3 separate regions of the Mus musculus genome follow, and regions 2 and 3 are each linked to region 1. A link is a loop called in an ENCODE intact Hi-C map of the cell type or tissue named here. Cell type or tissue: left cerebral cortex. All regions are shown on one strand. Region 1 has its middle 66 kb from the start of Tgfa. Region 2 holds the start of Tgfa (transforming growth factor alpha). Region 3 holds the start of Pcyox1 (prenylcysteine oxidase 1).

What was found. Hi-C counts contacts between places; a loop is a spot of excess contacts. Peaks named below come from ENCODE experiments on the same cell type or tissue, not always from the same donor. Only the 100,000 strongest peaks of a DNase experiment are listed, where the experiment ranks them.
Region 2: a loop joins it to region 1, with 2.1 times the contacts of the local background. A loop is called at or near these places in 4 of 42 quality-filtered maps.
Region 3: it touches region 1 in a loop (5-fold over the local background); 8 of 42 quality-filtered maps call a loop at or near these places.

Annotation. Positions count from the first base shown.
Region 1 is chr6:86,125,061-86,133,060 of GRCm38, reverse strand. It overlaps the pseudogene Gm19596. Among named protein-coding and RNA genes, the nearest start is that of Tgfa, 66 kb to the left of the region's middle. In left cerebral cortex, CTCF peaks have their summits at 4,421 (motif pointing left) and 5,959 (motif pointing left); DNase peaks (open chromatin) are centred at 5,700, 5,907, 7,064, 7,239 and 4 more places.
Region 2 is chr6:86,189,396-86,197,395 of GRCm38, reverse strand. Tgfa (transforming growth factor alpha) reads right to left here and starts at 2,174. Exons shown (of 6, transcript NM_031199.5): 1 at 1,851-2,174. The coding sequence starts at 1,890. In left cerebral cortex, CTCF peaks have their summits at 1,525, 2,319 and 3,399 (motif pointing left); DNase peaks (open chromatin) are centred at 1,970, 2,232, 3,379, 4,245 and 2 more places; H3K4me3 peaks cover 2,356 bases; H3K27ac peaks cover 1,710 bases.
Region 3 is chr6:86,392,201-86,400,200 of GRCm38, reverse strand. It overlaps Pcyox1 (prenylcysteine oxidase 1), which reads left to right and starts at 3,051. Exons shown (of 6, transcript NM_025823.4): 1 at 3,051-3,228; 2 at 4,081-4,287; 3 at 5,618-5,792; 4 at 7,853-8,000. The coding sequence starts at 3,117. In left cerebral cortex, a CTCF peak has its summit at 6,798 (motif pointing right); DNase peaks (open chromatin) are centred at 4,916, 6,032, 6,291, 6,890 and 2 more places; H3K4me3 peaks cover 2,126 bases; H3K27ac peaks cover 1,833 bases.

The DNA of each region.
Region 1 (8,000 bases):
CTTGAAGTTTGATCTGGGAGGCTGGACAGAGACCGTTGCTCCAGGCTTCAGACTATGTCCACCTTGCCTTTGAGATATGAAGGCCCCCTCCCTGAGAGGGGATTCCTGCTCATCTGCCCAAACCCATCACAGGATACACCCAACAGCTATTAGCTCGATACCATTCACACATGGAACTAAGAGGGAGTGGGTCCCTCCTTAAGATTTCATCTGTGTCACTCAGGGGACTCCAGAATGGAATCTAGTACCCTCACAATGTATGGAAGTGTGTGTGTTTGTGTGTGTGTGTGTGTGTGTGTGTGTGTGTGTGTGTGTGTGTGTGTGTGTGTGTGCATTTGCCACAGCATGGGTGGCTTATAAAAAATAAGCTGTGCTTTCTAACAGTTTTGGAGGATACCACCCCAAAATCAAGGGGGCAGTATGGCTGTTTGTTTCCCACAAATGCTCTAAAGAGGATCCTTCTTTTCCTGTCGAGTGGCCTTGGGAATTCCCTGGCACTATCCTGGTCTCTGCCTGCAACCACACCTGCCTTCTCCCCCCTAGGTCTGGAGGGATATGTGTCTCCCCAGAGTGGTCTCTTGTGCTGCACTGTGTATTATAGACACTGCCTGCTAGATTAGAGCCACATCTGTCCTGCTTGGCTTTGCTCTACCCAACTGCATCTGCTAGGACTCTATTTGAAAGCCAGGCCATAAGTTGAAGCCGTTCAGACTTGAATGTACATTTTGAAGGGGAAACAAGTCAGCTTTGAACAGTATGAAAAACAGATTTTCTGTTCTTAGCATGGCAGGCTTACCTCTCCCTGGCACCACTGTCTTCTCTTCAGTCAGGAGGGCTTACCCAACTCTCTACACAGTCCTTGACAAGTGGCTCTCTCAGCTAGCTAAGAAGAGGACCCAGGAAGACTGCAGGGAGTCAATCTACATTTCAAAGAAGGCTTTTTTTTTGTTTTGTTTTTTTGTTTTTTTCGAGACAGGGTTTCTCTATATAGCCCTGGCTGTCCCAGAACTCACTTTGTAGACCAGGCTGGCCTCAAACTCAGAAATCCGCCTGCCTCTGCCTCCCAAGTGCTAGGATTAAAGGCGTGCACCACCACGCCCAGCTCAAAGAAGGCTTTTTAAATCAGCTGTCAACAAAGCAGATTGCCTGGCAGAGGTGGCTAGGCCTTTAATCCTAGCACTCAGGAGGCAGAGACAGTAAAATCTCTGAGTTCAAGCCCAGCCTGGTCTATAGAGCAAGTTCTGGAATGGCCAGGGCTACACAGAGAAACCATATCTCAAAAAGAAGACAAGACTCAGAGATCAAGACTAGAGAGGTTAAGAGAATTTTCTGCTTAGTTCAGTTCCTAGCACCCAGATCTCTAGCACCAAGGTCCGGGGACTCACAGTGGCCTTGAACTCCAGCTTGAGGTTCCATCACCCTCTTCTGGTCTCTGCCCACACATCTGCACTCACACATGTACATGAAACTAAATAATAGAGTCTTAAAACAAAACACAGACTTCATTGAGAGTTAAACAAATGGAATAAATGATACATAGTAGATGAAGATGAAATTTTAAATTTGGCAAAAGGCAGCAGGGAAAATATTTTTTAAAAAGACCTTCCAGGATTTGGGCATCTCATCCCTCCTCTCGTGAGTGCAGACAGAATGCAGAGAATTCTGGGTATCGGTCTCCATCCTACTGTTGGGAAGACACAGACAAGGGCATTTTGGGTGGCAATGTCCAACACTTTTGAGAACAGTAGGAGTCTATTCTGGGTAGCCACATCCACCCTGCCTCTGAACGATTCAGAGTGCATTCTGGGTAGCAACACTCATCACCCTGAGAAGACTCCGTGTTTGTGAAGCTCTTCTCACACCTCAGCCTCCTTCATACCCCAGAACTCCCAGCCGTGACTAGAAGATTGGGGGCTACAGTTGTCCCAAGATGCTCACTTTCTGTCTCTCAGGTTGGGTCTAGCTTTTCCCGAAACCCAATGACTGATAACCTTCCTCTTGCTCCAGATGACCCACTCCAGCCCACAGTGACTCAGATAGGAGCTTGTAGTCATGGGTGTCTTTCCTGTCACGGAAGAAAGAGACAGTGGTCTCATTGTTTGGATGACACAGTCTTCTGGGTGGGAATATGCTGGGGTTTTTGTTGTTTGTTTGTTTGTTTTGTTTTTTGTTTGTTTTTGAACCCAGAGGCTTTGGGGATAAGAGCAGGAGGTCACGGGTGGCCCTGGGTATTTATTTGAAAGCCATTGGGATAATTGTGAATCATTCTTTAGTGACTCACTCTTGTTATTGTGAGAGAGAAGTTTGTCTTGACCACCCCCCACCCCCACCCCCAGCTCCCAGTTCTCGTCTCAGTTGTGACAAGATACACCAGTTCTTCCAAAAACAATGGTTCATAGCTGTGTGTAAACTGGTATCACCTTGCCTGGGAACCTTCATTCTCAAGGAGCAAGCAGTGGGAGGCACCCAAGACAGAAATGCTCAAGGAAGTCTTGGAGAAGTCTAGACAGCTCACCATGAACTTCTCAGAATGTGTTCAGACAGTTGGCCTCCTCCCAGAGACCCCTCTGCTACCCCAGGGAAAAATCTACCCGGAAAGCACAAGGGGCTCCCTCAGATGAGGGCAGCCACCCCAATCAGACCTCAGGACCAACTGTCATGTCTTACCAAAATAGGCGTTAAAAGCCGTGATAAGGGGAAGGCTTGTAATGACAGCCTGAGCCTCCTTTCATCCAAATCTCTAGAATCTCCTAGACACACTAATTACCCCTCCCTGCCCTGGGAGGAGGAGGAGCCTGCGCTTGTTACCCTGGCAGGACATCTCAGCTCCCTAAGAACCAACACTGACCTAAACCCAGGAATGGCATGGGGTCCACCCTCAACCCTGTCAGTGTGGTTCTTATGAAGGTTCCTTATCCCGAATTCACTATGTTAAAAATGACAGAACTGGGGTTGGCAAGATGGCCCAGTGGATAAAGGCACTTTGCCTCCAAACCTAACCACCTGAGTCTTATCTCCAGGACTCACGTGGTGGAGAGAGCCAGCAGGTTGCCCTCTGGCCTCCACACATGCAGCAAGGCACGTGCTCCCTGCCCCAAAGAAAGTTCAGTAACTTTTTTTTTTCCTTTTAATGGAAGAAATAAGGGCTGGAGAAACAGTTCAGCAGTTAGACTCTCGCTCTGCGATCATGGGGATAGGGGTTTGGATCTCAGCACCTACATAAAAGCTAGGCATCCCCCCAAAAGCCTGAACCCCAGTTCTGAGTGAGGCTGGAGGATGGCTGGGGTTCACTGGCTTCCAGCCTAGCTGAGGTTCAGAGAGCCCATGCCTCACAGGGACAGGCAGACAATGTCCCCAGGAACTCACAGGTGCCTCTTCCAGCCTCCCAGAATGTACAGGCACACACACCACATATACTCAGACACTTAGGTACCATGAACACACAAATAAGTAAAATAGAATTAAAAAAAAAAACGACAAATGGGGTAAATGGTAATATGTAGTAGTGCCCTGTGAGTTGCCAGTCATTGAAGATGTGGTGTGAGGGTGCCATCTGCCTCAGGAGAGCTGTGCTCCCAATTTGCAGGTCAGCTGCTTGGCATTGTGGGGTAGGAGGGAGACTGCTCAGCCCACAGGCTGCTAGCCGGAGCTCCTATACATGTAAAAACATCTAGCCACAGATTTCAGGACTCTCTACAGAGTAGAATGTGAGGTGGCATAGAATGGTGAGTAGAATGGGGAATATAACAAAATTCCTGTCCCTGGAACCCATCCTACCTTCCTGGACAGCCCTTGGGCTGTGACACCATGAGCCTCACTTCCTGGACAGTGGTGCTTGCCCAGGCTTAGTTGAGATTTCTGAGGACTTGACAGCATGGGAGGAACAACATTGGTTGTCCTAGATTAATACGTTATCCTGTTGAAACCCCGCAGTGGTTTCTGAGATCTGTCTAGGAAAGCCAACTTGTTCTAACCTCAGTCTGGTCAGGGACAATGACAGTCACTTAAAAATATTGAGGGGCAGGATGGGGGGTGACAACTAGGACGGGAAGTCTTTTCTTTCTTTGCTATTGAAAAGATTGACAGTAATGTGTGGTGGGCAGAACCCTGCAGGCCGGCCTGTGAATAAACTTGTTCTTGGGGCTTCCACACTCATTTCAAGGTCACTGGGAGGAGGCAGTTCCAAAGGGGGCTGTGTTATATAGGAGGGTCAGGCAAAGGGTAGGTTAATAGCACACAGAAACACAGGCTGTGTGCGACCCAGCATGGTGTCCTGAGCCTAGCAGGTGGGCTTGACTAGGTAATTAAGGCCAGATCCAAAAGATATCTTTGCAAGGCATGTGACGTGAGAGGTGTGTGGAAATTAGCATTTCTTTGGGGACATTTCTGCATGGATGGGTGAGTGTGCCCCCTGGAGGCAGTGCAGTGAGTTCTCCAAGGACACGGCTGTTTCCCTCATACATGGTAGCAAAGTTTGTCCCATTCACTGGGCATGAGAGTTAATTTTACCCATTATGTCAATTTTCTGCAAGACAAATTGCTGTCGAATATTCTGTGTAGCTAGTGAGAATTGAAGATGGAAGGCAAGATTTTTCAAAAATCCTTTTGTGGTTCATATGCAGGGTTGGGCCAGGCTTGAACAGATGCAATTTAATGCTCGACAGGACTCCCAGACTCCTTTTTTCTTTTAAGTCTTTGTTGATGTACACCCAGGGGTGCTTGTGGCATGATAATAACAATAACTAACACACATTTCCTGTTCCACTCTATTCTGTGAGCTCAGAACAGCCCAGTGTGTTTGGTATAGTAGAATCCCAGTGAGATGGGAACCATTGTTAGCCTTGCTTTACAGGGGAGACAGTGGTTGGTCTGGTAATATTCATAGATAGGAGAAGAATTTTGCAGGGCCAGAGCAAGAGGCCATGCCAGAAAACCCCACCACCCACAGTGGGAGAGAAAAAAACTGCCACAGTGACCTCCAACAGTCTCTCAGAAGCAAGCCCAGTGTCAGGGACACGGCCAACCTACGTGATGTGGGGACCATCACGAGTAGTATTCTCAAATGCAATCCGTGGGGGAAAATGTATCCAAGGGTTGGGTCACCCTGGTTGTCATGAGAGGCATTTGTGTGACCCTCCAGGAAGGAGCAAGAGAAGGGCAGTGACAACAGAGTCGGGGGCGACCCAACACTGCTTCTCATCTGTGCAGTCACCCATCCTCAGCCAGCACCAGGGAGCTCTAGATGGCTCACCATGAAGACTGTGACCAGGATCCAGAGCCACTGCTACCTTTGGATCATGGTAGTGACTCCTGGTATGTGTAGATCAATATCATAAGATCAATATAATCAGCAGGCTCTGAGCTTTCTTTGCCAATTGACTGTCCTACATCAGAGAAGGCAGGGGCAGACATTGTCTTATCTCCCTACAACAAAGCACTTCCCCAGCAAGCAGCAAGCATGTGGTCAAGCTTTGGAAAGACTCACTCCCTTCTCCTTAACTCCCAGAGTGTGACCTGGCCTCCTCCAGGGCTTTGGGCATCTGTGGGGTCTCTGCACAGGGCCCCCCATGTTCTGATTCTATTTCTCTGTTGTACAGAAGAAGAAGCTAAGGCCTGACCCAGGCGACCTAAGTGCTCATCCCATACCAGAGATGCCTCTGGAGACTGGCTCCTGTGTAATGGTTTGCACCTTGTCTAGATTGAGCTAAAGCCATTGGGGTGGCTGTCCTCAAGTGGGTACCCGGTAATGTGTGGTACTCAGGTGTGTTCTGAGGTGAGTGAGGAAGCCCAAAGTTTTCAGTTAGTCCTTTTGCTAGTGAGGAAAAAAAGAGAGCTTAGCTGGAAGCTACTGAGTTAAAAAAGAAAACACACACACACACACACACACACACACACACACACACACACACACACACACACCAGAAAGCAAGGAGCTGCTGCCATCTGGTGGGGATCTTGGGGAGTGGTAGTGAATTGAATTGGGGAGGGGCTGGGCTACTTACCTGGTCCTTCCATTTTTCTGTTTCCTCTCTTTCTTCTTTTCCTTCTTTTCTTCATGTCTGTCTCCCTCCCTCCCTCCCTCCCTCCCTCCCTCCCTCCCTCCCTCCCTTTCTTCCTTCTTTTATAACTGCTCCACAGCCATTTGAAAGAAATGTGCATTCTGATTTATAGACTATTTGCATATCTATTAAGCCAATATGTTTTTATTGTTAATGAAACCTGCTATATTCACACACAGGTGTGTTTACCTATTAATGTATACTTTTATCTACTTGGTGTAGGGATAAAAAGGCATAAAATCTCTCATCTAAAGTTGTGATTTCTCTTCTTTTCTTTACATTCTCATTTAGTTTACCTTCATTACAAAAAAAAAAAAACCCATTTAAAAAAAAAAAAACAAACATTTATTTTGTGGGTAGGAGCGCCACAGTGTATATGTGGAGATCAGAGGACAACTTGTAGGAACCTGTTCTCTCTCTCACCACATGGGTTCCGAGGGATAGAACTCAGTTCATCAGTCTCAGAGGCTCTGCCCACTGAGCCCCTAAGCCCCCCTTCTCTCTCGCTCTGGTGGTGCATGCCTTTAATCTCAGCACTCGGGAGGCAGAGGCAGATGGATTTCTGAGTTCAAGGCCAGCCTGGTCTACAGAGTGAGTTCCAGGACAGTCAAGGCTACACAGAGAAACCCTGTCTCAAAAATCCAAAAATAGAAAAAAATTTCCTTTCTCAATGAGAAATTTATCATGTTTTACCTCCATTTTCCTCCAAGTTATCATTTCTGTTTATTCTAATAACTATTCTGAAAGTGTCTGCATTTGGTTTGTGAATGAAACATTAGACTTAGTTGTACATTTAATTGCTCACTAACTAGTTTTAATTGCTGGGTTGTTAATACTGATTTTTTTCATTATGTGAGTTCTAGTTGCTGGTGTTCATAAGTGGCCCTGGGACCCAAGTCTAGACATACCTTATGATTTCCTCATTCATGATCAACTGCCTGTGTCCTGCTTTAAGACATGGTGGATATTTTAATCAAAGGTTGCAGTAAGATGCCTGAAGACTCTGGCTCCTCCCTTGCACTGGACACGCCCCTTCACTTTTATATTTTTAGTCAGTAGGGCGCACCTCTGTTTCCATCCAGTAACTACAGGGGGAAGCATGAGGAGGAAGCGGTCCCTGTCTCCATCTTTAGATGGTTTATTATTTTTAAGTCATGTGTGTGGGTACAGGCATGAATACAGGTACCCACAGCGGCCAGGGAAGGATGTCAGATCCCCTGGAGGTGCCTGATGTGGGTGCTGGGAACCAAATGTGAGTCCTCTGGAGGAGGAGCAAATGCTTAGTCACACAGCCATCACTCTAGTCCTGCTGTCACCATCTTAAACCACAGCAAGCTCTACAAAGTGGAGTGGCGCATGACCATTGACCCTGAACTAATCAATGACCGTAGCTATGGGAACAGGAGCCCAGCCCCCCCCCCCCCCCCCGTGCTACCTGCTCAGGGTGACTTCAGCATAGGAGCACTTGGCAGCTTGGAACAGGAGGGCGTGGTCCATAGGAGCCCATGGATGGGGAACTTCAGGATATCCAGATGGGAACACAGGAAGAAGGGACTCTGGCTGTGGGTGCCGGGTGTGGAATAGACCTGCCTGCAGCAGAGGCTTGGGCTGAGGACAGAGGTAACTTTTGTGGAGCATGACTTGGGGTCCTGGGACCATGGATGTAGTGGAAAGAGCAAGGCTTCTTTCTGTTTGAATCTGGGCTTTACCAGATGTGAATTTTGAGACCTAGGAAGTCCCCTTGTTCAGAGCCCATGGCCTCATCTGTAAACTATAGCAGACTCACCCTTGGGCTTACAGTGCTAAGATGAGATGCTATGCTCAGATAGTACCTGGCTTATGTGTGTGGATGTTCAATAAGGGCTGGGCATCCCCGCCCCTGGTGTGTGTGTGTGTGTGCGTGTGCACATGAGTGTGCACATGTGTAGTTTGGAGGTTGAC
Region 2 (8,000 bases), 64 kb before region 1:
AATTACAGTGTGACAGCGTGGGGTCTGCTTCGAGTTAAAGGGACTGGGGGAGCACAGCTGTCAACAGCAGCCTGGAGGAATCACTTCTGCTCTCATTTTCACTGAATTAAACCACCTCGCCATCAGAGAGCTCAACCACAAGAAATCCAACAGTCGGGTTTTTTTTGTTTTTTTTTTCCACAGTCAGTCCTCCAAACCACATCCCCAACCCCAGAGATGGGACTAATATGTTGACCACAAGTGAAGTGCCTTCCACATTTGCACTCCTTGGTCTTTAATAAGGTTGGCCCTCCTAGGACAGTGGCTCTTTGCACCGTTCTTTCTTCGTCTGTTAAATGGGAACAGGATGGCTCCTTCATGAAGTGAGCGTGCAAGCCAAGTGGGTGAACGAACTGGAGCCGCTTGGTCACACCACACAAGCATCCGCAGGGTTCTACTTGGTAATACTATTCTGAGGGGAGGTGCGGGGAGGGAAAGAAACATTTGGATGGGGAATAACCTGCAGGCTTCCCACCGGCTGCGAATTTCACAGCTTTAAATTATGAAGCTTTCATATATGAAGTGAAAGCCGACCATAGAATACACCCAAAAGGCAGCTCTAACAATAAGTGAGGAAATCTGCCCATAACTCACTTCAGGTGAGGGCAAAGCTGGGAACATCTCAACGTGTCCCCTCCTGCAGCAGAAGGAGCCTTTTTAATGCAGGATTGCCAGAGAACTGTGGATGCTTCCTCACTGTGACAGGCTGCTACTCTGGGCACATTTTAGGGAGGGGAGTTATAAACACCTTCTGGGGTCTATTGTCAATAGCGGGGGGTGGGGGGGGTGGGGGACGATTGCAAACATCTTACTTTCTAAGGCTTTAATTATTAATAGTTAATTAGAACCAGGTTCTCAGTTTCAAACTCGCTATATATGGCTGAGGGTAGTAGTATGATTCTATTGTTTCTACCTTCTGAGCACTGGGGTCACGAGCCCGGCGGGGAATCCTACCCAGGGTTTGGTGCCTGAAATACTCTGGCCACTGACTTACAGCTTCAGCCCTCTTACAGGGTTTTAAATGCTGAAAACATCAGACAGAAAGATTCACAAGGCGGCAGCAGTGACTGGGACACCCGGGTACTTCAGTCCACTCTGTCAAACAGACTCTGCACCAGGTAGCTGAGAGTAGCAACACACACTTGCGAGCTTCGAGCTTCGCAGCGGCCGTTCCTCCCACCACCCAGACACCAGGGGATTAGAGGGGGACGATTGTCCCCTCCCCCACTCGCGTTTATGTCCAAGAACCAACTCTGAGGAAACTGGTTATACTCAGGTGTTACTCCCGCCTCCTCTGACAGGGACACCAAGACTCCCATGTAAGCTCATTAACAGGACAATTAATCCGCACCAAAAAAAAAATTAAAAAATTAAAAGAAAATAAAATCACAAACCCACCCAACACCTAGGAGAGCTTCAAGTCGAAGGCTAAGGGTACGGATGCGCAACGCATGCTCCCGCCCCCAGGGACTCGAAAGGGGCTCAGGCCAGGGCCACCTAGGGGTCGCACTGGGACAACCTGCGCTTAGGCGGCTTTGAAGAAGCCCGGCTCGGCGACCAGCAGGTAGGCAGGAGGGCGTGGGCACCGGCGAGCCGACGACGCGCAGAGTAAAGTTCAGGCCGGATCTCACCTCCCGGCGGCCACCTCGCTAAGACTGTCCCCCACTTCACAGTTCTTGGTGACTCCCGGTGGCTCGCACGCTCCCACCCACTCCAAACACCCGCCTCTCTTCTGTTCTCCCAAGCGGACTCAAGAGAAACGCAGAGATCAGGCTGGAGCGGCCCGGGAACATCGGGTGTTGCCTACATACCCAGCGCTAGCAGAGCGAGCTGTCCGGTCGCGGGGACCATCTTCCGAGCGCAGGGTGCTGCAGCCACCGCGCTCCCTGCGGTTGGCGAGTAGCCGCGCGCCGCCGCGGTGTGCGCGGGGGAAAAAGGCGCAGGCGACAGGGCCGGCCCCCCGGCGCGCGGGCGGAGGGACGACCGCGCCTCCCGGTGGCACTGGCCGGCGCGCTGCCCGCGGCGGAAACGGGAAAGAGGTGGAGGTTCCCGCCACCTCTCTGCCTTAGGCGACCGGGGAGAGGCGGACCACCCTCCCGCGATGGGGCGCCCCCGAAGGCGCAGGGGTGGGGACTGGAAGCCGGGGGCGGGGACCTGCGCCCCGATCGCGACAGCCAGTCACCACCCTGGGCCAAGGGCCAGGCAGGAAGCGCCTGGCTTCAGACACCTCCCTGCAGTGCTTGCGCCCAGGGTCGCCGCCCGAGTCCCCTGCGTAGTAGCCGCGTCCAGGCTGTAGGCGGCGGAGCGGAGTCGCTCAGGATCCAGTCACCTGTGCTAGGGGCTTCTCCAAGACACGCTTGAGCAGGAGACTGGAGACCCAGGAGCTTGGCCAGTTACCTGGCAAGGTCTGACTCAAGAAAAGCGCTCTCTTCATAGTCAGCCAAACACTCATTAAAGTCGAATTTCCACCTGTGTCCCCATCCTTGCTGGCCCCACTCTGAGTCTCCAGATACATTGTGAAGATCAGGGAATCTCTGTGTACCATGAACTTAATCTCGCATCAACCCTACTGTTCCACTGCTTCGGGGAAGCAGGAGCCGGAACAAGAGCTGGCTTTGTTACAATTAAGTGCAGAACTAAGGAGAAGCTGGTGGTGGGGGTCAGCTAGATGGCCCATTCAGGGGTTGTGTCTTTGAGATGGCCCCTGAATATGAACTATGAGAGGGAAACACAAGAAGGGAAGACTTCTTTTGGATAGAGAATGAATGGCCTGTGGGAGTTTGGGGATGTGTGTGTGTGCACATCCATAGGGGACAGTAACTCCAGAGAGACCACGACTAGGCATAGAGTAATCAGACTGACCCCTCTCCTGCTTCCTGCTGCCTAGCTGCTCGAGAGAAGACCCACTCTCCTAGCAGGTGGGGCGTTGGTCGGGTGTGTTGGACTTGGGATTCTCTTGCTGTCTCTTTAGCTGGATGCTCAAAGTTTCAGAGTTGAAAATTCCAGTTTATTGTAAGAACAAAGGACCTCGTCGATTCCAAAAGAAGGCCCAAGCGATTGGCCCTAATGTGTGGGTACTGTGTTAATTAACCAGCTTTCTGTTGCTGAGACAAAATGCACGCGGTAAGCAACTTAAAAGGAGATTTGGTTTTCTGTTCTAGTTCATGCTCCCTTGGCCAGTCTTGTAGCTTTGGGTCTGTGAAGGGGAAGGACACAATAGTGGGGAGCATGCGTCTCAGCTCAAAAGCAGGGGAGTGGGTCCCAATATCCCCTCCAAGGGTACACTCCCAGTGTTCTAACTTCCTCCAATAGGGCCCCACCTACTGAAGTCTCCACCATCTCTCTCTAGCGCCACCCACTGGGGGCCCAACCAAGCAGCAAAATGAGCTTTTAGGGGAGGAAAAAAAAACCCCTCCCAAACCAAAAAAACCAAACAAGCCAAACAACAACAAACAACAAACAACAAAATGGCGTTAAGTCCAAGCATCCTTTTGTCTTAATTGATTGATTAATGTTTTTGGAGACAGGATCTCACTATGTAGTCTCATCTGGCTTTGAACTCACAGAAATCTACCTGATTCTACCTCCAGAGTGACAAGATTTGAGACCTGTAGAGCCACACCAAGCTCCAAGTTCCCCCCCCCCCTTTTTTTTTTGAAAAAAAAAAAAGTTTATATTGCTTGTATAAGTTTTTTGATGGTATATGGTACATGTGTGTCTGGAGTCTGATCCTCCAGAACTATATAGGACCTGCTCCTCTGGCTCCTGACCCCCTGGAGCTGGTAACATATGATTACATACTACCAAGTGCTGGGAGCTGCTGCAAGATAACACGGGCTCTCACCCACCGAGCCATCTCTCCAGTCCCACCATAAGAGGAACAGTTAAGACCTGCACCATAACAGATGGGATGGTCCAATACAAAGCGGTGTGAGTTTATATAGAAAGCCATCCCTTCCCTACACTGACTAGAAACTATTGTACTTCCTTCTTTATGCTTGTGACTGGCTAGTGAGGGTCCCCAGACAGTCATTTTCTCCATCCATTGCATAGAACTTTCCTATGGCCTTCAGCACGAGGGCTCACTTCCTTCAGTTTGACCTGGTCCTGTCCTGGGGCTTGCCTGTTCCCTTGGCTACAAGAGGCAAGGAATCAGGGCTGGGGACTGGAACACGTGCAGAGCAGCGGCTGAGGTTGGCTGCCAGCTGTCTGGGAATCAGATGTCCTGGTCCTCTGCCCACTGCCCACACACTGTTGAGGCTGGCAGAACCAAGCAAGTGGGCTGGTCCCCTGAAGGGCTAGAAAATATTTTAATCAGAAGATAATTTGTGGGGCTGTAGAGATGGCTCAGAGGTTAAGAGCAGTTGCTACTTTTGCAGAGGACTAAATATGTACAGTGGGAATTCTAGTACTCAACGTGGTGGTTCAAAACCATCCATAACTCCAGTTCCAGGAAACCCGGTGCCCTCTTCTGACCTCAATGGGCACTAAGCATACGCATGATACACGTACACACATACAGGTAAACACCCACATATTTTGCCAGCTTGCAAACTAGAAAGTACACAACTCCAAGTACATTCTTTCTTTCTGTCTCCACCTCTTCCTCCACTCTGTCCCTGCCTCACTGCCTCCCCCTCACACCTTCTTCTCTTCCCCTCTCTGTCTGTCTATCTTTTTTAGGGTGGGCCTTGTTATATAGCTGGGAACTTTCTATTCTCCTGCCCGGGCCTCTTCATTGCTGGAACAACAGAAGTGTGCCACCACACCTGGTTTAGAACATGCCCTAATACTTGAAAATCATTTGTTGTTCCCCAAGATTTTCTTGAACTGGTATAATATGGTTTTAGAACATTCCAGCTTTTTAAAAAAAAAACCTTTTATGTGCATATGTGTGGCGTGCTTATGCGTATATGCATGTTTGTATGTATGGGTGCCTGTGCACAAATGTGCACACATGCAGAGGCCAGAGGTTGAATCATCCTCATCTTTCCTTCTACCTCATTCATTCATTAAGGCAAGGTCTCTCAATCAAGCCCAGAGCTCACTGATCGGGCTGGTCTGCTAGCCATCTTCCTCTATGATCCCCTGTCTCTTCTTCCCAAGGCTGAAATTTTGGGAGAGCTATTACTCCACCCAGTATTTATGTGGATTCTGGGGCTCTGGACTCCAGTTCTCATGCTTGCATGCCAAGCACTGTAACCACTGAGCCGTCTCTCCAGATACCTTCCAGTTTCTTCTAGCGAATAGATCATCAGGTTTGGGAAGCAAATAGCAAGAGTGATGTTGAAAGCTAAGTTTGTTCCATGATCTCTCTGCTCCACTGCCTCAGTTTCCCACATTTTATTAAAGATAAGACTTATTGGGACTGTAGGAGAACTAGATGCCAGAGTTTGTCTACTTGACAGTGTTTCATCTGAACAAAGCTGGCTATTAAAGTTCCCTTGGTGGGCTTGCCTCTCCATTCCATGTTCCCCACTCTTCCCTGGCTTAATCATTCCATGTCAATTTCCTTGCTCACGGGTACACATACATGCATGCCCACACCTCCACGCCTACACACATCTATCTGCATGTGCACACGTACACACTGATATGTTTCAGCTATACAAAATCCATTGCTGTCTGAGCTGAGTAAGTCCCAGTGGTGTCCTTGGGTCTGCGAGGAGACTCAAGGTACCCTCCTTCCCCTGCATTCCTGAGACTCTTTCCCTGTGTGCACGCAGAGCTCTCTTTACAAGAATATCCCCTGGATCGAGCAAGGGGGATTCACTCTGCAGAGCCAATCATGCGCATCCCTGAGCAAACAAGAGGACACTGGCAGCACTGGGGCAGAGAACACCAGTCTCAGCCCAGGTGACTTTCATCCAAATTCTGAGGGTGTGTTTAGCGGGGTCTTCACCCACTTCCCCAGTCTCCCCTCATTCCTGATTACGGGGTGTCACAGGTCCTAGTGCTTTCATCTGGCATTCAGCCAGCCAAGCTGGCCTTGGGTAAACAGTCCCAGAAGTTTCTAGAAGGTCTTGAGGAGGAAATACAGCCATGGGTGTGAGAGGGAAGATAGCACCCATAAACCAGTCTCAGAGCCAGTGGCCTGCTGGCTTCAGCACGTACAGGACCTTCACTTAGGAAGCAACACATGGCAAGGGGGGAGAGGGGAATAGAGAGGCACCTGCCAGATGGTAAAGGTTAGAAGTCATTGGTCATGGGGGACCCGTTTGGAAGACTCTGGTAATTGAGTTTTGGCGGAATGAGGAGATTCTACCATGACAAGGGATTTAGGGAGAGAAATGGATGCAGAGGGGGCGGATTGTCTAAGCTTCAACCCCATGGAAGCCCAGCTGTCAGTGTGTCCCCTGCTCTAGGGGAGGGCATAGAAGGGCATGTATGCTGGGCTTGTTTTGAGTCTTCCTTGCTGTGGGGAGCTCTGCCTTTAGGCACCTGGGTGGCTTTCATTGCCGGTGCTGTTCAGTGCTGATGTGACTCCTGCTTCCAACTAATGCCTGGTGTGCTGGCTGACCTCAGATGTGGAGACTGGACATATGAATTATCCCAAATCCTTCCATCCTAGACTACAATGTCCCCAAAGCCTGGGTGGAAGCTTGGTGTCAATGAACCTGTAGTGGTACACGCTGGTCAAGGCACTGGTTTAGAAGCTCGTGGACCTTGAAACACTACTAGTTGTCACAGCAGGGGCATTGTCATCTAACTCAGCTTGGGAACTTCTTAGGGGCCTGGATGCAACACAGACAAACCTACTCTGGGCTCAGCACATCATGTGGCAGTCCCCTCCCCCACCCCCACATGTTCAGAAGCAGGAGAGTAGTTCAGCTGGGCATCCAGTTATGGGTCCATTCTCTTTGCTGATGTGCCCTAGTAGTCTTGAATTCACTGTTACACTTTTCTGGAGAGTGGGAAGATGGCCTCTGGAATTCTTAGCCATTCCTATGGAAAAGTCCCAAATCTACTACCTGGAAACCCTTAAGCAGGTTCAGCTCGTGATGCTGACAGAAACAGTGATGCTCAGAAGTAAGAGGGTGGGGTAGTGGAGGGAGAAAGAAGGCAGGGGAGGTGGCTCAGTCATCAGAGCGCTTGCTATGGAAGTTTGAAGACCTAGAATCCATCCCTAGATAATGTACACACACACACACACACATGCACACACGCATACATGCACATTACAGGCATGCACCTGTAACTCCAGCACAGTGGAGAAAAGAGAGCGCTGGGTCCCTGGGACTCTCCAGTGTAGTCTACTTGTCAAGTTCTAAGCCAATGAGAGATGCAGTTAACAAATGAACAGCACCTCAGGAACCAAGGTTGTCCTGTGGTTGCCTCACACAGTTATGCACATGGGCACACACACACACACACACACACACACACACACACACACACCTAAAGATAAAGGACAGAAAAATCAAGGCAAATGGGACTTGCTCATCACTACCCGATGAACTCAATAAATTCTCCCTAAGGTCAAAGGAAAGGGGAAATGAAAAACAGGACAGATAAGACAGACAACAGTCAAAATATTTTTAACAGGATGCTCAGGAAGACAGCAGAGGGTGACAAAGGAGACTCTGGTCTTCTGTCCCAAACCAGAGGTAGCAGGAAGGAGGGAGGAGATATATCTCACATCTCCATGGAGATGGAGACTTCGTTCAGAGAGACTGCAAATATCAGGACATATCTGTACTGACAGGCAAGTGTGTCCTCACAGCCAACTTTCAAATTGCATGAGGAGCATGTGGGAAGCAAGGACAGAGTGGCGCCTATGGCACTGACCAAAAGCTGCGAGAGGAGAGATCAGACACCAGAGGGATCAGGTCAGCTGGAGAGAAGGCTTAGCAGCCTTCTAATTGATGATGAGAGCCCAGGGATGGTCAGCGTCCCTGTGGTAGGAGTCTGTGCAGGCAATGGCTTCTTCACTGTGTCCGCTCCTGTTTGTAATACAGCTT
Region 3 (8,000 bases), 270 kb before region 1:
TAATGGCCTCTCTGTGGAGTACACTGCCCTAAAGTAACCCTTCCCAGACTCTGTACGTGGAAGTGGTTGGTTCTCTCCAGTCTTTATGTGAGTTCAGGATATAGAATTCTGGGCACCAGACTAGGACCACAAGCACCATAACTGGCTGAACTATAGTGATAGCCCTAAGTTCAACATTACTTTGTATCCAACTCAGTTTCCTTCCATTAATACTGTTCTTTATGATCATATTTTGTTTCTTTTGTGTTTGCTTGGGGATGGGGCAGGAGAAAAAGGGATCATGTTAGAGCCTATAGCTTTTCTCACAGAAGTCAACATTGAGTATCTTCCTCAAATGCATCAATGCATGTGTGTGTGTATCTTTTGGCTTTTTGAAACGAGGCTCCTCTATGTACCACTAGATGCCCTGGAACAACTCATTCTATAGACCAGTGTCACCAATATAGACGTGGTAGAACCTGGGAGACTGGGGCTTATAAACAAGGCAGACTAAAGTCTTATGCAATAGCCAACTTTATTTGGAATTTCAACAATTTATATGAGGATTAAGAAAGAAATCACATGAGTTAAGTTCTCATGAATTTAAACTGTAAATGATCACAAGGAAGAGCCACATGTGGCAAAAACATGGTTTTCCCATCGAGGCATGGAAAGGATAGTTTAAATATTTAATTGAACAACAACAAGCAATACTGAAAAATTGACATAAACTCATTCCTATCTGCTATATCTGGGAGGAGCATGGAAACAGACTCCAGAAACAATTCCATGTTTTGAAGAAACTGAGGTCACAAGGTCTTGTTTTTCTTGAAGTGTTCTCACCTGTACTCAGAATTCTCCTCACAAGATTCTATTCCTGGACTGGGTTCCAAGAGACCAGGTTACTTTCAAACTCAGATCTGCTTGTCTCTGTCTCCCAAGTGCTGGGACTAAAGGCATGAGCCACCACTGCCCTGACTAGCCAGCTTTTACCTTAGAGATAGAGTCTCCCACTAAACTGGGAGCTTGCCAATTAGGTTAGGTTGCCTGGCCAGCAAGCCCTAGGGACCATCCTGTCTTTCTGCTTTGGGATTATAGTCACGTGCTTCTGAATCCAGATCTTTTTCATGGGCTCTAGGGAATCTGAACTCAGGTTCTCATGCTTGCAAACCTAGCATTTTACCCAGTGAACCATCTCCTCAGAATTCATTCTGAGTACACACTGTGCGTGCATGTGTGCGTGCGTGTGTGTCTTATAGTATGACATCAGTTTAGGGGAGAGGAAAAAAATAATTTTCTTCATTTTTATGATTCCTTATTTAGGACAGACCCCTGTAACAAAACCACATCAACAAGAGAACAATAACCCAAACAGTGGCATAGCCCTTTAATCTCGGCACTCAGGAGACAAGAGGCAGGCAGATCTCTTTGAGTTAAAGCCCAGCCGAGGCTACATAGTGAGCTCTGTCTCAGTAAATAAGAGAAAAACAGACAGAAAATTGAGAGCTTCTCCAAGGAATGAACAGCTCTCCAGAAGCTGGCTTAGGATACAAGTCGCCTTCAAAGGATAGTCAGTTTTTAGAGACATGACAAGGCATAAGGTGGCAAAGAAGAGTTTGAGTTCTTAGGGCTGGAAACCAAGAGAAGGCAAATAATATATGGCAGGAGAAAGGCTCCGGGGTCAGGCTTGTTATGTGAATTTCTTACTGGTGAAAGTTTGTGAAATCCCAGCACACAAGAGGTAGAAAGGGTTACTTGAGATTCTGTTTGAAAAAACAAAGATCTGTGGAAAAACCAAAACTACAAGATATTGACAGGTCTCAGCTGACTAGAAGTGAGAACACCTTGTTCTATAACATAGCACAGCTCTTCCTACATCTGGAGGAGAAGCCTGGCTCTTTAGACTGCCCAGGGCAGAGGAAGGCAGAAGCTGGAAACAAAGAGCTGACTGGTTTTGAAGTTATGCTCTTTGGGAAGGTTGAAGCATAGGGGACATCGTTCTCGGATCTGCTAACAGAGGCATGTCACCAGCTCCCTTTCCTATGAAGGTCAACCAGAAAATTTAGTTTCACCTCTGGTAGCACGCAGCTTCCGATGGGGATTCCCCATTGAGTTGGCATGCTGTCCATCCATCCAGCCCAGTAGCTCAGGCCAAACTAATGGCTTCCTAGGAATTTTACTTAAGATGTCTAAAATTGCCTTTGGTGATAAACCCACATCCCTCAGGTAGAGAAGGGAGGATCCCTTTGTCCTTGTGTGTATGTTTATTTTTATTTATGTGTTTGTGTGTGTTCTGGTGCCCTGGAAGGTCAGAGGAGGGTGACAGTTCCCCTGGCACTGCTGGCACAGGCAGTTGTAAGCCTCAGAAACAGAACTCAGTAGCACTCTTAGCCACTGAGTCATTTCTCCAGTGCTTAAAATTTTGTTATGCTTACAAGTGTGCCAGAGGAAGGTCCGGTGGAATAAATAGCAGGAAGTGCTCTTAACTACTGAGCCATGTCTCCAGCACCCCCACTCTCCCATACACACTCAGTGTTTTGTTTTTAGGCAATTGGAGGAAAGTAGACAGCATTTCTTGTTTTTGTGTCTTCTCTAGTGTCTTCAACTTGGAAACAGACCGTATGTGAGAGGCCACTTTGGTGTTCTAATTTTATTCGTATGGACGTGGGTCCCGTGTTTTGCTCCTCTTACTTCACAATACCCCATCTCTCTTCCTTTTCTTATCACGCAGCTGAGTCCCTGGAACAAAGTGCTCACTTTAGAAATGTTTGCGGCCGGTTTGCCTGGTTTAGACTGAGATTGGCCACGTGCATTCTCTACAAGCTCGCGATTTTGGGGACTGTAGAGGGCACTTGTGAAGAAGGATGCATCTTCAGGAGAGGCGGGAAAGGAGAGCTGAGGTGGCCCTCAACCTGCGCCTTGGATGTGGGCTTCTGGGACCAGAGTGTACTTCGGGGGCACAGAGGACCAGGATTAGATAACACAAAATCGGCGAGCCTGGGGAGCAAAGGACCTGGGTGGGACGAGTGGGCGTGGTCGTGTGCTCTGGGGCGTGGTCTGGGCGGGGCGAAAGCGCGCAGACGCATAGAGCAGGGTCTGCTGGCGGACCCGCGGTCAGTCTGCAGCTGCGGGAGGCCATGGGGCGCTTCGCCGCTGCATTGGTGGGCTCACTGTTCTGGCTGGGGCTGCTGCTATGTGGTCTGGGCAGTCTGGCGAGCGCCGAGCCCCGGGCCCCGCCGAACAGGATCGGTAGGTGCGGGGGATACAGAGGCGCGGCGATGCCTAGGTCGGTCTTCCCAGGGCTGGGTGGAGATCGGGGTCCGGAGACCGGGCCGTGCGCTCCGAGTCTGGAGGAGTGCCACTGGAGGCGTGTGCTAGCCAGGGACTCGGTATCCGTGCAGCTCCAGCCTGGGAGGCCCTCGGCTCTAGCAGCTGAACGCCCTCAAGAGCCCGCCTCTAGCTGTCCCTGGAGCTAAGTCTGTTTGTCCGGCCGATTGGGGCACGCAGACTCTGCACTGGGACCAGTCTCTCTTCCCCTACCTCCAGATCCCCTCCCCCGAGAAGGACTGGGACCGCCTCCCCGCACCTGCGCTCTGCTTACTGCAACTGCTGCAGCTAGCTGGAGAACCCGGTCTCTTCGTGGCTTTGGTTGCCTCGGGTTTTCATTCCTGGGTGTCTATTCCCATCTGAAGCTGTGTCTTTCGGGATCGTTAATGGTGTTGGGGCCATAGAGAGACAAAGAACAAAGCTGGGCGAAGATGGCGTCTGCTTTATTTAAAATGCGTGCTGGAGGGGCCCATTCATACTTCCCCAGGAATTGGGCACAGCAGGGTCCCTGGGTCCGGTGGTGCCTCCACAAAGACCTGGGAGAACCTTTGGGCATCTTTTGACCAACTGTCAGTTTGTAACTTCATCTATAGCACCTGTCTAGGTTCAGGGAGTCTGTCTTTAAAGAGAACCCCTTCCCTCAGGTTTCCCCAAGCTGTTAGTTTTAGTCTTGAGTAATGGCTATTATTGGTTAATGGCTTTTCAAAAACAAAAGCAACACTGATAGGAGGGGAAACAAACGGTTCCTCTTTTCCTTTCCCCCCCTCCGTATAGCAATAGTCGGTGCTGGAATCGGTGGTACTTCCTCCGCCTATTATCTAAGGAAGAAATTTGGGAAGGACGTGAAGATTGACGTGTTTGAGAGAGAAGAGGTCGGGGGCCGTTTGGCCACTTTGAAGGTGCAAGGTCATGACTACGAGGCAGGGGGTTCAGTCATTCACCCCCTAAATTTGCACATGAAGCGATTTGTCAAAGAGCTGGGTATGTGATTTCATAGCACTAAGCAACACTATGTGTGACTGGCCGTATGTGTTTTCCTAACACAGAGAACTGATGTTTCTGCCTTGTCTTCTACAGAGAAGTTGGTGAAACTGTTTCTCTTGCTGTGGGGTTTAGCAGTTGGTCCCAGCTTAGCATCGAGCCACTCTCCTGTAATGAGACTCTAAGCTATCTGTGTGGCATCAGCTCTCTGGAATTACAGCCATGGGGTTGAGTGAGGGTGGCTGTTGCTGTTAATTCTTTAAAAAAAAAATTAAAAAAAATTTTTTTAAAAGTTATATTTTAGCTATTTATTTTGTATAACTGTGGGGTGGGGGTGTTGGTCTGAGTGCCACAGGGTGTGTATGGAGGTCAGAGGACAATTGATCCAGTCAGTTCTTTTTCTTCTACTGTGTGGGTCTCAGGAATTGAACCCAGGTGCAGTCCATTTGGGGCTGAGCCATGTTGCAGCCCCCTGTTGTCAGTTCTTAAACTTCAGGCTTTGGGTTGAGAAATCAGAGTGCTTTGAGCTAGCAGAGTGTTTTTAGCTCATTCTGCTGCTGAGAAAATGAGATCCATGGGCTTCCAACACTTGGCTTGAAGTCGTTCAGACAGGGTTCAGACATGTACTCACGGGGACACATGACTGACACGTTGTCGGCAGAGGAGCGGGCCATGTTCGGGGAAGGCTGGCAGGCCTGTGCAAGCCTTCTCTTAGGGAATATTGTGTAACTCTGGCCGTTTCCCATTTACCTGAGTTTCCCAGTTTTGCAAAGTTGAGGCTTGCGTAGGATGGGACCTCTCTTACTCCTCGGGTGCCCTTCCCAGCCCTGGCAGAGGCTTTCTTCTCCATGACTGAGACTAGTGGGTTTAGTTTGGTACAGGTATGAGATTTTCTGACCCATCTCCTGCTGTGTCAGTTTGTGGATCGAGCAGTCAGTCCTGTGTCCACACTGTTCTAAAAATAGAACTCTAATGTGTTTCCTGAGACCTGGGAATGGCCCCTAAGTCACTCAGTCCAGAAAGTCCCTAACAGGTCTCCCAAATTCCCTTTTCATTGGACCAGTGTAGAAATCACTGGCCTACCTTTCCTCTAGCTTTGTCTTGTTTTGTATCATTTCAAGATTTATTTATTTATTTTTAAAATTATGTATCTGTGTGTGTGGGGGGGGGGTGGGTGGGTGGTGGTGGGGGGATATATCCATGCAAGAGTTACAGGTGGTTGTGAGCCGCCTGACATGGGTACTCGGAACTGAACCCAGGTCCTCTATAAGAGCAGCAAGGGCCCTTAACCACAGAGCCGTGTCTGGAGCCCCTCCCTCTGTTTTGGCAGGTCTCTCCAGTGTTCCCGCTTCAGGTGGCCTGGTGGGCGTGTACAATGGAAAGTCTCTGGTGTTTGAGGAGAGCAGCTGGTTTGTAATCAACGTGATTAAGCTGGTGTGGCGCTATGGGTTTCAGTCCCTCAGAATGCACATGTGGGTAGAAGACTTGTTGGACAAGTTCATGAGGTAACTATTCAGCCTCTGGTGGATCTAAGATCTGTCGGCCCGGGAGCGTGACAGGGTTAGTCTCCTGCACCAGCTCTACCTCATCACCACCTCATTAGGCAAAACGTTTTCGCAGACATCATACAGATCATCATCCTACTTGGGATCTGAATATATCATACGTGTTTGCTTCTAAATTGTACTTGGCGAGGGCTGAGATGTGGCTCAGTGGTAGGACACTTGCCTGGCACGCCCGACCATCTCATTTAAGGAGTTGACTTTGTGTAGAATCTCAGAGTGTCTGGCAACACTAAAGAAACATGGGCAAAGCATGATTCGGAAGTTTAGTCTGAACAACGACAATGACCACCAAAAAAAAAAAAAAAAAAAAAAAAAAAAAGCATGAGTTCTCATGGCAGTCAGTCGGCTCGGCAGCCTTCTGCACATGGGGAGAATGGAGATGTCCAGGCTTTAAGTGTGGAAAGCCACCCACCTAGGAAATGCCAAAGCTGGAGCTGCCTCCCAGGCTGACTGGAGACTCAGTCTCAGTGCCTGCCTCGTGCTGGTGAGTGAGATCCTGAGCACAAGAGCTTGGAGGAAAGGTAAACTGAGGTGAAGTGTGGCTTTGGGGTTTGGTGTGCGTGCACTTCTCTGTAGGTGTATCCATCCATTTGCCTCTGTGTATGTGAGTGCACACAGGAGTCGGCATACAGTATTTTCCTCAGCCATGTCTTTATCTTCTTCAGCCATGTCTTTATCTTCTCTGTGTGTGTGTGTGTGTGTGTGTGTGTGTGTGTGTGTGTGTGTACAAGTGCATATGCACACACAGGGGAGTGAACTTAGGTCTCTAGACTTGCATAGCCGACACTGTTAGCCCACTGAGCCATCTCCACTGAACCTAGAGTGAGGCCTTTTTGTAAAATTTTTTAAGTTTTTTTTTTTTTAAATTTATGTGTATGTGTGTGAGCCCATGTGTATAAATTTGCACAAGTGTGTGCAGGAGCCCCCAGAGGCCAGAAGAGGGCATCAGATCACCTATAATTGAAATTGTGAATTTCAGGCTGGCCAACCTCCTGAATGTTGGAATTATAGGCATAAGTTTTATGTGGTGCTGGGGGTGGGGGTAGGGGTGTCAGTCCCAGGATTTTGTGTTTGCAAGGTGAGCACTCTGTCAGCTGAGCTATATCCCCAAGATATGCACATCTCTTTGAAAATGTCCCATTGAACATATTTAAGAGCACAGATGTCTTGAGGTAGAAGGCAGAGGGGAGGGCAGAGGGCTGAGATTAAACTGTGCCTCCCTTGTCTGGTAGGAACTCATCAAAAGGAAACATGGAATTCAATTCATGATTTAAAAAAAAATTGTGTGCACTTTAGTCTGTATGTATGTCCACGATCACATGCACACCTAGTGTCCAAAGAGGTCAGAAGAAGGCATCAGATCTCTTGGAAAAAGAGTTAACAGCCGGGCGTGGTGGCGCACGCCTTTAATCCCAGCACTTGGGAGGCAGAGGCAGGTGGATTTCTGAGTTCGAGGCCAGCCTGGTCTACAAAGTGAGTTCCAGGACAGCCAGGGCTACACACAGAGAAACCCTGTCTCAAAAAACCAAAAAAAAAAAAAAAAAAAAAAAAAAAGAAAGAAAAAAAAGTTAACAGATGATGTGAGTTTCCATGTGGATGCTGGGAACAGAACCTAGTCCTAAATCAGGTGGTGGAGGCACAAACCTTTAATCCCAGCACTTGGGAGGCAGAGGCAGAGGCAGGATCTCTGCGTTTCAGGCCAGTCTAGTTAGTCTACAGAGGGAGTTCTAGAACATCCTGGACTGTTCAGAGAAACTCTGTCTCAAGCAGAACCAAACAAGAACCCAAGTTCTCTGCAAGAGCAGCAAGTGCTCTTAACTGCTGAGCCATATCTAGCCCCATTATCATTGTCATTATCATTATTAGTATTAGGTAGAATTTCACTGTGTATCCCAGGGTGTCCTACAATTTGCAAAGCCTGGTATCAGTTTCATCTTCTGATGCTGTTTGTAGCTCCATGTCCTGAGTGGCGTTTAATAGCCATTTCTCTTTTTTGCAAGGATCTACCGTTACCAGTCCCATGACTATGCCTTTAGCAGTGTAGAAAAGTTGATGCACGCCATCGGAGGGGATGACTACGTCAGACTGCTTAACCAAACTCTCCGTGAAAACCTGAAGAAAGCAGGCTTCTCCGAGACGTTTCTCAAC